Regions from separate parts of the Homo sapiens genome. Here region 1 is linked to region 2. The links are chromatin loops, found by intact Hi-C in ENCODE. Cell type or tissue: PC-9. All regions are shown on one strand.

Region 1 (2,500 bases), 55 kb after region 2:
AATATGAACATTAAAATGATTTTGGTGAAGGCTCAGAAAGAAAAGAGAAGAGCTGTAAAGACAGAAAGCTTCTGTCATCTTATGGAATATATATATCATCATGAACATCATATGGTAAAAATATGAATGTTTAAGGTTCTTCTGGTGCGGTCTCAAACAGAAATGAGGAACATGTTATTGGAAACGGGAGGAAAGGTTATTCTTGTTATAAAGTAGCAAAGAACTTGGACAAATTGTGTTCTAGTGTTTGGTGGAAAGTAGAATTTGTAAGTGATGAATGGATATTTAGCTGAGGAGATTTCTAAGCCAAGTGTCAAAGACCTGACCTGGCTTCTTTTTGCTGCTTTATAGTAAAATGTGAGAGAAGAGAATTAATTTGAGGAATGAATTGTTAAGTAAAAAGGAACCAGACTTGAAGATTTGGGAAATTCTCATCCTATTCATATTGCAAAACTTAGAAAATGTGTTCTGGAGAGAACATCAAGGATATGGCTGGAAAACAATTTACTAAAGATATTACATGTGCAATTCATAGATCCAATGAACAGCTCAGCAGAATCCAGGAATAGACAGGCAGTTGTCTAGGAAATATATGTCAACGACTCTCATCTGATTTTGTACCCCCTTTGAATTGCACAGGAGGCCCAAAAGGGTTTTGAGAATTTTGTACCAGCAGAAATGCTGCTAGCTTGGACTGAAGGGGACAGAGACGGGATAAAATGAAGGAAGGCTGTTGGACTTCTGGAATTCTACAAAATGGGCCAATAGCGCTATCCAGCTGTAAACATGTCTTATCCTTCAAGAAAAGAGAAGAATAACCCAAAGGTAGATCAGAGGTCAGCAGGGCTTACTTCTCCCTTGGGCCCAGAGGCATAGGCCTAGGGAATGTGGCTATATCCTCCAGATTTCATCTAGCCAGGCATCTGCTTGTGAGTGCCAGAGGGTGTGGGTCTGTTTTCTAGGGCTGAGGTGAGTAGGGCTGCTTTCCAGAGCTGAGAAGGCTTGGCCACCACCTGGGTGGGCTCAGAGGACAGAACACTGAGCCAAAGAAATTTATTCTTGAGCCTTAAAATCTAATGGAATTTTCCCTGTTCTGATTTGAATTTACTTGCAATCCATGATCCTTTTTTTTCTCATTTTTTCTCCTTGAAATAGGAATTTCTATCCTATGTCTGTTCTACTATTGTATTTTTAAAGCAGATAACCTGTCTGGTTTTACAGGTTTTCAGATGGAGAGGAATTTTGCCTCAGGTTGAATCATACCTCAAGTCACTCATATCTGATTTAGATGACATTTATATAAGATTTTGGTGCTGAAATGTGGGGTGCTGCTTTAAAAATATAGAAGTGCCTTTTGAATTGAGTAATATGTAGGTGCTGGTAGAGTTTTGAGGAACAGAGTGAAGACAGTGTGAAGGCACAGGGTGAAGATGGCCATCTCTAAACCTGAAAATTCTTCCCTGGTGGCCCCTCAGGAGGAACTAACTCTGCTGACAACTTGACTTCAGCCTTCTAGCCTCCATAACTGTGAGAAAATAAATTTCTGTTGTTTAAAGCTACCCAGTCTGTGGTACTTTGTTATGACAGCCCTCGCAAATTAATAAATGTCCTTTGGAAGATGATAGAGAACAATTGTTTGGAAAGCTGATTTTCAAAAAGGTAAAGAGAGAAGCATTTATTTTGACCTCCTATACAAACTGTACCTCAAGTTAAACAAAGCATCTGTACTTTTAAATTTTTTTTATGGGTGGGGTCTCATTGTGTTTCCCAGGCTGGAGCACAGTGACTGTTCACAGGTGTGATCATAGCATACTGCAGCCTTGAACTCCTGGTCTAAAGAAATTTTTTTGCCTTTGCATCCTGAGTAGCTTGGACTACAGGTGTGTGTCACCCTGCCTAGCTTATATTTTGTAAGAAACATAGAGCCAGGGGAACATGTTAAATGACATCATTGAAACTCAATCAGCAAAATCCAGACTCTGGAAAAGTCTAAACAATAATTGACTATATTTCTTCAACAAATAATTTGCAAAGAATAAAAAAAATAAGAGAACGAGGGGGAACTTAGAGAGTTAAAGAGGCTTAAGAGATATATTAACAAAATGCAAAACAAGTACCTGTAAGGTGCTTTGGGTACAGCTTGTGTGCATGTCAAATCATGTCTTCTCTTAATCGAGTCACTGCTGTGGTGACCAGTTCTATGCAAGCATAATCTGACAAGGCCTTGCACTGGCCCAGTGCAGTGTATATCTTGCTTCTTGCACAGGGGCTTCTCTGATGCCAAATCACTGGGCAAATTACAGACCAGTGGGCAGTCAGACATGTGCAAATAGGATGTGTGGCAGAATTAGGTTACATGGGATTATCTTGACTAATAAGGGAATGGGAGGTGTTGGCTAAATCCTTCCCTCTTATGTCCTTCAACTAGACAGTTCTGAGATATATTTCATAATGCAACTCAGAAGGTCCCCAAGATCATATACCTGTTATCAGTTGCATG
Region 2 (2,500 bases):
ACCTAGCTTAATAGGCAGACAAAATGGAAAACCTAACTTAGTAGTATGCACTTGTAACAATAGCTAAGCCTTAGCCAATCCCAGCGGCCATACTTTAACCATTCATATACTGCTGAGTGTTCAAACTATGTTCAAAGAAGGCATACATTGAGCTGTAACCAGTCCAGCTGTTCTGTACCTCACTTCCAATTTCTGTATGTCATGTCCCTTTTTTTGTCTATAAATCTTCCACTATGTGGCTGCACTGGAGTCTTTGTGAATCTGCTGTGATTCTAGGGGCTGCCCAATTCACAAATTGTTCATTGCTAAATTAAACTTTTAAAAATATAATTCAACTGAAGTTTTTCTTTTATCAATGGTTTTATGGTTCAGAGCTAGTGGTTGTACAACAGATGGATATGTAACTGATCTTTGTTTACTGTGAGGTGCTCTGTGTTGTTTCAGCTAATGGGCTGAAGCATGAAGTTCTCTGTGACATGTGCTTCCTGTTCTGTGGGGGTAGGGGGACACAGCTAGGCAGAGCTGGAACTTCTGGCTTACCCTCAAATACTCCTATGTCAAGTGCAGGCACCAGCCCTAATGGAGGTGGCTAGGAGTGTGAGGAGCTCCTAATGAAATGTGCTGAAGTTTTTGTGTGGGACTGTGGGGCGCTGCACAAGCCCCTTGTCGTAAAGAGACAAGAATATGAACTGTTGCCTTATCACAACCCGGTTCCAGAGCTCATGACTCTTAGATGAGTCACATACTGTAGTCTGTCTCTGGGCCACAGTGTGGCTGAGAGCCTTGGGGACTGCTTAATTCGTGACTCTCCATGGGAGTGGTTTTGGGGCAGAACTTCATCACTCAGCCTAATTAATATAAATAGCTTCACAGCTTCCCTGTTCTCCAATGTGATATCATTACTTCTTTGTGTAAAAGGGGGTGAGTCTGCCTTTGGGTCTGTGTGTTGGTTATGGCGATATCAGCTGGTTGTGTCAGTTGGACCTCAGGCTCTGAGGGAAGTGGTCAGATGTCAGCAGAATTTGAATGGGGTAGGTAGTTCTCTAACTCCCCAGCCCCTAGATTGCTGGCTGAACATCATGTATGAGTCCTGATGGAGCTAGGTTGGGGTGGGGGGTGGGGTTCCTCAGGTGCTGGTCGTGATGGTAAGGGGCAGTCTGGTCCCTGGGTCACTGGCTGAACTCTTAGGTAGGGTTAGGCAGAGCACTTAGGCAGTGAGAGCCTAAGGGAAGATCACAGGCTTGTGGGGGTAAGGATTTTAGTAGGGCTCTGGACCACAGATGAAATAGTCATGTAGGGATTGAGTAGGTACACTGGAAGCCAGAAGGCATCAAACCCCATTTGGGAGGGTGCCCTGGTGGTGGTGGGTCACGCAGGAAGCATTCTGGCTGCCTCTGCAGGGTAGCTGCTGGTATGCTGGAGGCTTGCATAAGGGCTCAGGCTTTTTGTTTCCTCCCCAGCCTGGGGGCAGTAAGGGTGGGGACTGTGGTGGCTGCAACCACACCTCTCAGTTGCCTCAGGGAGCTCCACCCCAGAAAAATGCAGAGCCACAGCTGATCAGAGTGATCATGTCTGGGCTGGGCAGCTATCCTATGGGCCCCAGCAGTGTGGGGCCCAAGCAGTTAAGGGCAAGGGGAGCCTGCTTGCCGAAGAGCAGGGCGAGAGATGGTTCTTGTGTAAATAAGTCTGTCCTCTTTCTACATAGGGTAGATGCACAGGTGCTATGTGCTGGAGGTGTCAGTGAAAGCAATCAGGCTCTTCGTTCCCTCCCTAGCCTGTGGGCAGCAAGGGCGGGTACCCTGGCCCCAGCAATGGAAGAAGGCCTGTGAGTTTCTTCTGGGAGCTCCACCCCAGAGAAATGCTGAGCCAAGACTGGCCCGAGTGCTCAGGAGATGGTGGAATGGCTGCGCTGCAGGCCCCATTTGGGAGGCCCTGTCATGTGAGGAGCTGCAGAGATGGGGCCTGCAGTCCGTCTGCTTCTCATCACTGTGGATGCAATCTCTATCCTAGGGGCATGTGAAAGAGCCCGTCCTTCCTTGTTGGCAGGTCTATGCAAGCTGGTGCCTGGGTGCTCAGTGATCCAAGGTCCTTGGGGCTTCACATGACCTTGAGTGACGGCTCTGCCCAGACTCCAGGTGTTTCTTTGTGTCAGTCTGGAGGCCTGGGGGGTTGGGAGGATCTCCCATTCCTAGGATTGCAAAGGTCAATGGAGGAATTGTGGGTCCCTGGGGCTCTTCCTCACTCACCCTTTCCCTGTGGTAGTGAGCTTCCACTGCCTCTGCGCCAGTTCCAGGTGGGTGGCTGCTCTGCTTCATTCCTCTCTGTTCTCCATGGGTCCCGTTGCTTCTGTTACGAGTCCCAATGCGTTCTCGTGGATGATCCATTTGAAGAACTAGTGTTTACTAGCCATTCTGTTTCTTCTTCATGAGAGCAGAGCGCACTACCTGCTTCTAGTCAGCCATCTTTATTCTCTACTATTATATCCCACTTTTATTATTTT

Evidence for each region. A loop is a pair of places that touch in the nucleus more often than their neighbours do. Peaks named below come from ENCODE experiments on the same cell type or tissue, not always from the same donor. Only the 100,000 strongest peaks of a DNase experiment are listed, where the experiment ranks them.
Region 1: a loop joins it to region 2, with 9 times the contacts of the local background. A loop is called at or near these places in 1 of 110 quality-filtered maps.

What each region holds. Positions count from the first base shown.
Region 1 is chrX:74,062,371-74,064,870 of GRCh38, reverse strand. All of the region lies in intron 4 of JPX (JPX transcript, XIST activator), which reads right to left. The region is part of intron 5 of FTX (FTX transcript, XIST regulator); the gene reads left to right. Among named protein-coding and RNA genes, the nearest start is that of JPX, 120 kb to the right of the region's middle. In PC-9, no CTCF peak of the experiment used is centred here; DNase peaks (open chromatin) are centred at 900 and 1,270; H3K4me3 peaks cover 510 bases; H3K27ac peaks cover 1,992 bases.
Region 2 is chrX:74,117,703-74,120,202 of GRCh38, reverse strand. All of the region lies in intron 5 of FTX (FTX transcript, XIST regulator), which reads left to right. Among named protein-coding and RNA genes, the nearest start is that of MIR421, 100 kb to the left of the region's middle. In PC-9, no CTCF peak of the experiment used is centred here; DNase peaks (open chromatin) are centred at 742 and 1,442; H3K4me3 peaks cover 866 bases; H3K27ac peaks cover 2,095 bases.